Regions from separate parts of the Mus musculus genome. Here regions 2, 3 and 4 are each linked to region 1. Evidence: chromatin loops called from intact Hi-C (ENCODE). Cell type or tissue: left cerebral cortex. All regions are shown on one strand.

Evidence for each region. Hi-C counts contacts between places; a loop is a spot of excess contacts. Peaks named below come from ENCODE experiments on the same cell type or tissue, not always from the same donor. Only the 100,000 strongest peaks of a DNase experiment are listed, where the experiment ranks them.
Region 2: a loop joins it to region 1, with 2.2 times the contacts of the local background. A loop is called at or near these places in 4 of 42 quality-filtered maps.
Region 3: a loop joins it to region 1, with 2.5 times the contacts of the local background. A loop is called at or near these places in 8 of 42 quality-filtered maps.
Region 4: it touches region 1 in a loop (2.1-fold over the local background); 7 of 42 quality-filtered maps call a loop at or near these places.

Annotation. Positions count from the first base shown.
Region 1 is chr3:135,689,753-135,692,252 of GRCm38, forward strand. Nfkb1 (nuclear factor of kappa light polypeptide gene enhancer in B cells 1, p105) reads right to left here and starts at 1,795. Exons shown (of 25, transcript NM_008689.2): 1 at 1,371-1,795. In left cerebral cortex, no CTCF peak of the experiment used is centred here; DNase peaks (open chromatin) are centred at 1,057, 1,779 and 1,966; H3K4me3 peaks cover 2,400 bases; H3K27ac peaks cover 1,808 bases.
Region 2 is chr3:135,629,911-135,632,410 of GRCm38, forward strand. The region is part of intron 6 of Nfkb1 (nuclear factor of kappa light polypeptide gene enhancer in B cells 1, p105); the gene reads right to left. Among named protein-coding and RNA genes, the nearest start is that of Gm46827, 23 kb to the left of the region's middle. In left cerebral cortex, a CTCF peak has its summit at 1,343; DNase peaks (open chromatin) are centred at 976 and 1,310.
Region 3 is chr3:135,437,298-135,439,797 of GRCm38, forward strand. Ube2d3 (ubiquitin-conjugating enzyme E2D 3) reads left to right here and starts at 1,829. Exons shown (of 7, transcript NM_001356597.1): 1 at 1,829-2,500. The coding sequence starts at 2,478. 4930539J05Rik (RIKEN cDNA 4930539J05 gene) reads right to left here and starts at 1,368. Exons shown (of 3, transcript NR_030689.1): 1 at 1,124-1,368. In left cerebral cortex, no CTCF peak of the experiment used is centred here; DNase peaks (open chromatin) are centred at 975, 1,402, 1,905 and 2,011; H3K4me3 peaks cover 2,422 bases; H3K27ac peaks cover 2,110 bases.
Region 4 is chr3:135,609,404-135,611,903 of GRCm38, forward strand. The region is part of intron 12 of Nfkb1 (nuclear factor of kappa light polypeptide gene enhancer in B cells 1, p105); the gene reads right to left. It overlaps Gm46827 (a long non-coding RNA gene), which reads left to right. Exons shown (of 3, transcript XR_001783992.2): 1 at 1-2,246. Among named protein-coding and RNA genes, the nearest start is that of Gm46827, 2.2 kb to the left of the region's middle. In left cerebral cortex, no CTCF peak of the experiment used is centred here; a DNase peak (open chromatin) is centred at 1,035; H3K27ac peaks cover 1,490 bases.

The DNA.
Region 1 (2,500 bases):
TGTAGTCATCCAGTGGGGTGAGAAATGTTAAATGCAACAGGAAGCACAGCTTTTTAAATTCCAGGCCTCTCAAGTTCATATGCAAAGCAAAGGACTTCGATGTAAATAATTTACATATTTTTTTCGTGCATCAAACAGCAAGAGGTTCCATCTCTAGAAAGCGCAATATTAAAATCAGGGGGAAAAAAACCCACTTCAGCAAGGACCTTACTTTAATCAAGTTTCTCTTTTTAAGGTCTGACGAACATTAATGCATTTTTTTTTTGCCACCCAAGAACAATCAGCTGAAGAGTCCTCTAGAAAGCCACCCAACTCTATCACCATCTCCATCTTTAGTACTAACCACCAGTCTGAGCCCCAGTATTTGATGCCATAGCCATCAAATGTTAATAAACACCACAAGTTGTTCTCAGCCCTAAAACAACAAAAATTTTAGTTAAATATGCTTACTTAGAAAGCTGCAGTGTTGGCCTTTACTTTTAAAAGTTCATTAAAAAAACAAAACAGATTAAATCTAGATGATGAAATCTTTTTATCATTTGTCCCACTTAAGTTTTAGACTCGACCCATAAACAGAGCCAAGATTGGTGTCTGTCTCAGAAGACCGAAGGAAGCCTACATGTAGCAGAGGCGTCATGTTTGTATCGTTTTCTGTTTTGGAGGTCAGGCACAAAACATGGTGCCATTATCCTAGAGTTTCCCCGTAATCAAAAGTCTGAAAGGTGCTATTAGTAGGTAATTTCTCTCTCAAATGCCAGCCCTGGAGAATCGGTGTGAGGCCCTCCTTATTATTTTGAAAATCAAAGTTGAGATTTGGCAGCTGAATGCATGATATGTGTGTGTATGGGGAGGGGGGGGTGTCTATCTCAGATTGGTAAGTGGGCCCCAGGTTCTCCCGAGGGACTGATTCTTAGGAGCTGGGAAGGGCTTTGCCAGCCAGGAGGACTGACAGGCACTTCTGCTTTCATTTCACTGACCGCCCTTTGGTGAAATCTGGCTGTGCACTGCACCAAGCACCTTTCTATCTGTCCTAGGCCGGTGGCGGACCTCAGCCTGGCCGCCACCACCCCACCCCAACCCCGCCGCAGGGGCTTGGGTACATCTTTCTAAAACTTTGCAAGAGTTCCTCTCCGCTTCCCGTTCCCGCCCGCGGAGACGCCGAGGGCCCCGCCAGCCGGCCCGCAAGGCCTCGGGGCCGCCCAGTGCGGATGTGCCCTTTCCCCGCAGCCGGGGCCGCTCGATCCGCGACTCCTGCTTGGGGCTCTCCCCTAGTCCCCCCCCGAACCCCGGGAGCTTCGAGCCAGTGGGACCCGCTGCACCGTGGTGCGGAGAGCTGGCGGCTCCGTTCCTCTACCTGCCCCGGGGCTTACCCTGGAGATGCGGCGCGGCCTCTCCTCGCCTGCGGGCTCCCGCTGCGGAGCGGCGCGGACCGGCGGGAGCCCGAGCCGGGTCGGGGCGCGGGCGGGCGGGCGGGCGGCTCAGCGGCGCGCCATGGCTGCGGCGCGGGCGGAGAAGCGCGGGGCGGGCCGGGCGCGGCGGGGCCCTGAGCTCCGGCCTGCGCTGCTAGAGCCGGCCCGCGAGCAGGCCGAGGGCGGCGGCGGCGGCGGCGGCGGCGGCAGGCCGGGGGCGCGCAGGGCACGGGAAGCCGTCAGCGCGCAGCCGGGCTGCTCGGGTGGCGAAACCTCCTCTTCCTGCCCGGCTCGCCTCGGTACTTCTCTCTCGTCCTCTCTCGCTCACTCTCTCACTTCCTGGCTGGAAATTCCCACTGACGTCGAGAGAGAGCAGACAGACGGACGGACCCACGCGCGCGCGCACAGCGGGGGCGGGAGGTGGGGTCGCCTCCGGGGGTGGGGGAAGCCCGCGCGCCCCGACCCGGCGCCCCGAACCCCAAGCCCCGCGGCGGCCGCGACGCCCCCGGGAGGCGCCCGCAGCCCAAGGGCAGGCCCGGACAGCTGGAGGCCACGGGAGACCGGCCTGGTCCCCACGCGCTGGGCACAAAAGTCAATCTCATCTGCTTGTTCCCTCCTCTGGGGGTCTCGGCTACACTCAGATCGCTCCATAGAGCGGACAGGAATTTCGAGATCGTAGCTGAGGTTCTCTCCAGAGAACCATGAATTTATATTGGGTCTGGATGAAGTCTTCAATCCGCTCGATTATTTCAGCCACAGCGCATTGTCCGGCCTGTGTGATCATCGCTGTGGATGGAATTAGAGCGACAGTGAGACCCGCAGTGTTGGTTCACAGCTCATAAATCCTTATCCGGCTCAAGGGAGGTTATTTTTCTGGAGAGGCCTCCCACTGATGACCGTTTGCGAGCATTTGAGCGTCTTTATTCTTTGGGCAAAGTGCCTCCATGGGCCAGGAATGACAGCCTGGGGCTAGGTAGCTCCCAAGTGAGTTTTGACTTAAACCTATTTTAGAGTTCGGGGGTCTCACTACTGAGTTCAAGTGGAAATACAACTTTGAAAGGCCAGGGATCAATCAGGTAGTGAGCATGCAG
Region 2 (2,500 bases), 60 kb before region 1:
GAAGGAAAACTCTTCTAGAATTCTGGGTCCATGGGTCAGAGCTCCTTTTAGAATAAGAACTACAAGTCATGGGCTCAGGTATAGCCCTCTTAGTCAGCCACGTACTTTTTTTTTTTTTTTTTTTTTTTAACCTCAGATAGCCCTGACCTACTGTGGAAAAGCATTTGCTGTTTCTTCAAAGGGGTAACAAGAGATGAGTGGCCTAGAACTTCCTCAGCATCACAGTTTCAAAAGCCAGGCTGCTCTCTGGGTGAATTCGGCTAACGTACTCTGACAGAAAGCAGAAGCAGCATAAATGTAAGACATCATACCTAAAATCATTCTTTTCTGCTGATTTTTCTTTCGAACATCCTCAGGGTTCTAACAGGGCCTGGCTCTGCTTGTGAACCCAACCTTGCTCTTTACCACAGCAGGTCATGGTTAGGTTAAGATCTCTCAAAGCCAGGCTCAAATCCCCCAGCTGTCGTGGAGTGACGTGTGTCAGCTTCTCCACCTTCAAAAATCAAATTAATGACGAAGTATCACCGGACTGTTTTAAGATTAAAGGAGTTAAGACAACACTTGGTTCCTGATGATATCAACAATCTCAGAAAATTGTTTCTTATCTAGCCCATTATTTCACTGAGTACTAAAGTTTACCAGTTTAGTTTGTTACGCCCCTTTCTAAGAGCCCCACACTGTAGAAGGTCAGAGAGTGGGGGCTACACCTCGTTCAGAACAAGCCCAATTTCTTTCTCTCACGGAATTAAACAGTGGGACTGACGCTAACTGGATAACTTCAACAATACAGGTAAAACCTAACTGGAGAACTCATCAAACAGAATGTCTAATAACAGTGTCTGGCACGGTTGGGAAGTGAGAGAAAGCTTCCGTGTGTTTAACTCATGCGGACTGAGATTTGAAGGCAGAGTTGAGCTGAGTAAGCAAGGAGCAAGTGGAGGATGAGGCAGCTTGGCAGGCGTTCTCTGCGGGCGGGTAGAGCGCATGCTCGAAAGGCATTCTCAGCAGGTCGAGCGCAGTCATGCTCGCAGGGTGCTCAGTGCTCTCGAGCCCTCATCCTGCTCATTAACAGCGCACAGGAGGAGTTCCTTCAAGCAGCTGCACCAATAGCCCGTGTCTCTTGTGTTTCCCACCTTCCTCACAATGTCAGCCCATCATGGCTCCACGACTGTGCCCTTTTCGAGAATGACTGGAGGACATAGGGTAGGAAAGTGATATGTGACTGGCTAGTAAGCGTTAAATAACGCCTTACTTCGCATGCTTGTTCATTTCCCAGAGCACGTGCTCATCTAAGTCTATGTGCATATTCTGTCTCTACAGCCGAGGAGGGAGAAATCCCCACAATAGCCATGTGGGGTCAGTAGTGGCACCCCATATCACCGGGGAAAGAACCAGCCCTTTGCAAGCTCAAGTAACATGCACCACCTGGTTCCAATGGTTTGGGGTAAGGTGGTGGTGCCCTGAACTCGGGGTCTGCCACTGCCTCCCCAAAGTCTATTCACATTTCCACGGCACCATGTCAACACTCGGCTCGGTTATTTTTCTCTCTCTAACTGGCTTTAATGCGCCATGGCTGTAATCACCGATCTGAGCACAGGTACAGCTACAGAGACTCCTGCTTGTTTGTTGGCACTGGTGAGGCATATTGTGAGAAAGGCCTCATGCTAGGTGTGAAAAGGAGGAGCAAGAGTCCCCTTGTCATCCTGAAAGTCTTTTCCATTTAAAGAAAAAAAAAAGGCTACTTGCTTACTCTTCTTGAGTCAAGTCAAATTATAAAGAAGGAGGGAGGGAGGGAGGGAGGGAGGGAGAGAGACGAAATAGTATATTGGTTTAATAATGTATGTCCTCTCAAGGATGACAGGGAGTCAGTTTACTGTTCTTTATTATTTATTTGTGCAACCAGGAAGCACAGATCAAGCCTGCTAAACGGGATTATAGCTAATGGCATAGGAAGGACTCATGACACTGGTCTCGTCTTGCTAAGACAGGGATGCTGAGTTGATCTAATCCAGGATCAAACCCCAGCCCTGCCATCTTACACGAACCAATGACCTCTGATCCTCGTGCTTCATGGCTAATTTGCTGGCAGCTCACTGGGACTCCTGCATGCTGTCTGGCACTACGGAGCCTTTTGTCCTTCCCTCTTATCTATGGAGAACATCTGGGCTTTCTGATGACCCTGAGATAGGCAGGGTTGGCACTAGTAGTACCCTAACTTGCAGATAAGAAGGCAAGTTTAGACAGCCTGAGCAAGTGATGTAAGCTTTGGAGAGACAGCCAAGATGCAGAACACTGTGGAGTTCACTCTTAGCCCTCTGAATATTGGTGTGGGAATGCAAAGCAGGGACAGGATACATGAAAACCTCTTTGATTCACCACTATTGCTGGCACACTTGGACCTTCACCAGGGTTCATGGATTTGCACTGTTCCTGACACTCCCTACTAGTGTGATCAACATCTCAAGAGTCAGGCTGCAACTACAATGGCAAACCACCACTC
Region 3 (2,500 bases), 250 kb before region 1:
TGCATTCCGTTAACTGCTCCAGTGATATTACCTATGGTATACACCGTCACTCTTCGGCTATACATTGACTTTTATCATTTTACTTGCGGAATATTGCCTGCAACAGGTTCTCAAAATTCAAATTATTTCCACGTAGTCCTGAAGGACCTCCACTTTAAGTAGGGTCGTTTAAGGATGCTAGAAAACCTAAACATATTGATCTTTTTGAATGTCTTTCAAAAGTTAAAGTCTTACTTTTTACCCAAAGAGTACTCTCGATGACAAACGGCCCTCTACATTTTATGCAGGGCAGACTAAAACAGGGCAGTGGCACACTTAACAGATCTCACCCCCAGGATTTAATCCAGACCGATTCCCTAGTATTTTGTCACTTTGGGGCTCAAAAACTGAAACAGCAGAAGGAAAAGACGATTCTAGGATATTCCTCTTGCGGTTCCATACCTAAGGCTCTACCCAATCCGATCACAATAAAGCTGTATTGTTAAGGCTATGCAAACGCAGAACCCTGCAGGCCGCTGCTCTCAGATTGGCCCCTCGGGGTTAACAACGCGCATGTGTCCGCACTTGGCGGTGCGATCAGCACTCAGCCTGGATCTTTTAATTTGCTGTTCCTAATTTGAGGGGAGCTTCTTCGCGCTGCTCAGCCCTCTCTGAGGAGCACGGGAAGAAATCTCCATCACCTGGGCCGGCAGAAGCCGTGAACCGGCTCCACCTTGACTAAGGCATCTAGTCACCCCGCGGCCCCGCCCACAGCACCTCCCCGATTGGACGCCCGGGGGAGGGCCGTGTCGGCGCGCGACGGCCGGCCGGTCGGGGGAATTCCATTTCCTCCCCCGCCCACTAGCATAAGCACTCAGGGGCGGTGCTTCCCTCGCAAGACCCGCCCAGTAAGAGCCCAGGGGGGGGGTTGCCGGCGCATCTCGCGATAACTTGCGGATTTGGGGGCGGGTCCCGAGCCAGGAAGAGAGCACAAAACTGCCCTTAAGTCATTGCAGACCCGGAGCTGCTGCGAGCCTGCCACGAGGTTCTCGCGAGATCCGCCACCTCCATCCCAAGTGAGGAAACGGGGGGCCACTCAGGGAGGGGCGTGGGGCCTCGACCGCGCAGCTGCCGCTTCCATTACCTTCCTCCTAAGGTCTCCTTCCGGTTCTCGATGCTTCTCTGAATTTAAGGGTTTCCGCCACTCGCCTACCCTCCCCCTCAGCCCATGACCCGCCTCCGTCCCCCGCCCTCCCGGCCCGACCTCCGATCGCTTTAGCGAGAAGGTGCTGTTCCGACAGGGAGACGGCAAGCGGGCGGCACGTCCACTCGGCCCGAGCGAGGGAAGCAAACCGCTCCCCCCTGAACCCCTCGGCTCGCCCCGCGCTCGCGACGGCGGCGTTGGCGGACGGATACGCGGCGGTGAATAGGCGGGGGGAGGGGCGGAGCGTGGCAGCTGGCAGTAGTTCCGTCAGAGCGGACATCTTGTGGCTGTGCCGTGCGCGTGAGCCCCGTAGGGCCGGGGAGGCACCAGCTGCCGCGCGGGGAGGAGGCCGAGGCCGCAGCTCGAGGGAGGCCCCGGCCCTCTGTACGCGTGGGTGTGGACAGCTCGGGAAAGGGGAGGGAGACGGGCCGGGGCCGGCGCGGTGCCCGGGGGGCTGTGGGCGGCCCGAGCGGGCAGCCCTCGCGGCTGGGTGGGGTAGGGTGGGGAGAGGCCGGCGGCGGAGCCGGGGCCCGGCCGCAGGGGGAGGGGGCATGGGCGCGTCCTCGCGCCGGAGCTCCGCGGCCGCCGGGCGCGTGGTGGCGAGGTGGCGGGCGAGCGAGCGGGCGGGCGCGCGCACGCAGGAGCGCGCTGCGAGGCGGAGAGTACGGTGGTGTCAGGGGCGACCCAGAACAGCCCTCGCCGTGGGGACGGGAGCGCACCCGGGGCCCATTGCCTTGTGCTGGCTCGCTGTCCCTTGGAGCCGAAACCGAAAGGAGCCCGGCGTCGGTCCGGAGCCGCCCGCTCCCCTCCCCCTTGCCTTTCTCTGCCCGAGTGACGCCGGCCTAGCGCCGACTAGGCCCCGGCTCCTCCTCTGCCCGGCTCTGGACCCTGCCCCGCACCCACCCCTTTCTCCTCCGCCTCTTCCTCTCCCACCCGGGGCTCGTCTTCCTTTCAAGAGGCCGGGAAGTTAAACTTGTAACCACCTCTCGGCGCTTCCCGTCACCCTCTCGCCCTCTCTGGGGCGAAGCGCGGATCTCGGTAGCTGGTGGCTCCGCCACCCCGCCCCGCCCTGCCGGGATCGCGGCGGTTTTCAGGGTTCTGGAGTCAGCAGGGTTTCTCCGAGGCCCTGGCGAGTCGCTGACCTGCTCCGTTTTTGCAAAAAGGCGCCTGTGTCTGGCAGAGCCGGTGTGAGAAGAAGAGACAACCCTTCCCCGCCGCCGGGATAATCAAGAATTTTGGCCGGACCTTTGAGTACACCTCGGGATAGTGAGGAGCCCGGCGAAAAGCACAGACTATGGCGCTGAAACGGATTAATAA
Region 4 (2,500 bases), 80 kb before region 1:
TGACCTCTGGGACAGTGGCCTGCCCAGGTCCAGGTGCTCCGAGACTTATCTTGGTGCTCTTCACAGAGTTCTGTGTTCCTCTTGTCTTTCACTGTCTGTGTTCCTTACTAACCCAGACAGCCCCCCTAATTCTGTTACTGCAATGTGATCGACAGCCATGTGCCCTCAGTTCTGTCATGGCCCGTGTGATCTTCAGCCACCATGTTCTCAGTCCTGTCACTGTGTGGGAGATCTGACATGGTGCTCCTGTTCCTTTGTGGTCTGGGAGTATCCTAGCAGATATTTGTTTGTTTGTTTTCTTTGTCTTTGGGGCTGAGAAGTGAAGGTGGTTTTGTGTTTACATTAAATAGTCAACATGGTGCTTTCTATCCAGGAAATAGGCCAATACTGAACAATCGTCCTGTGTCTGACTGATTAATGCTGGCTTTCATCATGGTCTATGTTCAGAAAGATCCCTACTTCTCTAGTTCTGTGGGTGTTTCCATCACCCCACGGTGTGGCACAAGGACTTTTGGACTATGTTGGACTGTCTACTGCAGCTGATGGGGAAAGCAGGAGAGCATGGTGGACTTTGCCAGTCCCTGGGAAACCAACCCTGGGCACACCAGGATGATTAGGAAGAAAACGGCTTTCGGCCAGAAAGGAGTGAGGCTGAGGTGAAGAGACTGTCTACTTTCTAACTGATGGCTCGGAGAAATATTTATAAAGTTTTCCCACCAGTTATACCAAAACCAATAGCTATATTCATTTAGTCAGTGGATGAACTGTGGATCTCACAGAGAAAATGTTTCCAGTGTAGAAACACGGAACACAACAGGTACCTCAGCCATCCTGTGTGTAGGTGGAGCCTCATTTGTATTTCAAGTATACCATTTGTATTCATGATGACCTAGAAGATGTGAGGTAACCAGGACTTCAGGGAACCCCAATCCTCTAATCCAGGCATTAGAAAACTCCCACTCTGCTGGCGTGGAGTGCCCAGGAAGCTGGGCCTTGTCTACTGTACTCTTCAGATGCAGACACTAGCAGGAGAGGTTGCCTGGCAACCAAACTCTCAGCGTTTCAAGGCTCACATCCTGCACAGGGAACCTGCAGTTCTTTTCTTTTTCTCATGATTCTGCATCAGCAATGACAACGCTCTTTTAAAGGCACATTTCAGGAGATACACTGTTTTTTTTTTTTTCTTAGAAAAATAATCTTTTTTTCCTGTTTTCAGAGGGCAGAGGCTTCAGGTAAAGCAGTAATTTCATGTTGCCTTGTCTGGACAGAAGGATCTAGAAGACCTCAAGCTGGTGAGGAAGGAAGTAGGCCAGCCACAGAGCTCACCATAAGCCTGACCCAGGAATGGGGAGGCCATACCTCAAAAAGAGACATGGCCTCCCAGAAACTCCTGGCCACCATCACGCTTTGCCTTCAAGGGACCGATACCTGGGGGCCTTGGTGGCCCTGGACCTAGGACCCTGTACCTGGTGACATCCTCTCCAGCCCCATTCTCTCTGAGCCAGACATTTCTGATTTTATCAGATCCCAGGCCTTGTGTAGCCTCCAAGTTCATGGATCTCTTCTCAGAACCATGGCCGTCAAGACAAAACTTACGAAACAGAGGTACAGAGAGGTTGACGGCAGCACTGTGCGTCCCTACACTTAAACTCTGTGGGGCCGGGATTCTCTTCAGTGCTGAGCCCCCACCCACTTGAGTCATGCCTTTGACTGGCCCCCTTCCTGCACTTGACCCCAACTGAAATATGTTTACACTAAGCTTCTCTTTCATTCTCAGACTCTTCTCCCTTGTTCCTCTTATCCACTTAACCACTCCATACATACACTTCTAGTCTGGAAACCCTAGAACAATCTGAGACTCTCGAGTCTCTCTTCCTTTCTCTTCACCCAAGGTCCAGGTCTCCACAGCACCAACAGAGAAGTATCTGCTGGATGCTAACTTCTGGCTGCTAGAACCCTTTCTAACTCTGCTGAGGCACCACTGAATTCTAGCAACATTCTGACCACATCATTCCAGACAGTGAGCAGGCAGGCCTAGCCATCAGAGTCAAAGCAAAAACCTCCAGCTACCACAGAAACGCTTCACTGCGTGGACCTGGCCTCCCTCGCCTAAATCAACCTTCCTCAGTCCACACAGATTCACAGTAATCATTTCTCCCAGGACAAACACCAGCTGCCACACCTCTGCCTCTGAACATCTCTCTTTCATAAACAGAGCCTTGACTTCCATTCACCTTCATAATGTGGTAAGTGGCTTCCCACTGAAGAGAAATTCTTTGGCTGATTCTTTAGACCAAGGAATCCAGGACTGTCTCCTCAACTATTTCATACAGTTTGTGGATGCTTCCCTTTGGGTACTTATCATTTGAGAACCAGGGTTACAGCTCAATGGTAGAGCAGCTGCCTAGTGTCTACAAGGCCCAGAGAATATGATGTCTAGCACGTCAAAAAGAATCGTAATCTGCATTTTAACTATAGTGCACCTTTCCTGAGGTGTCTT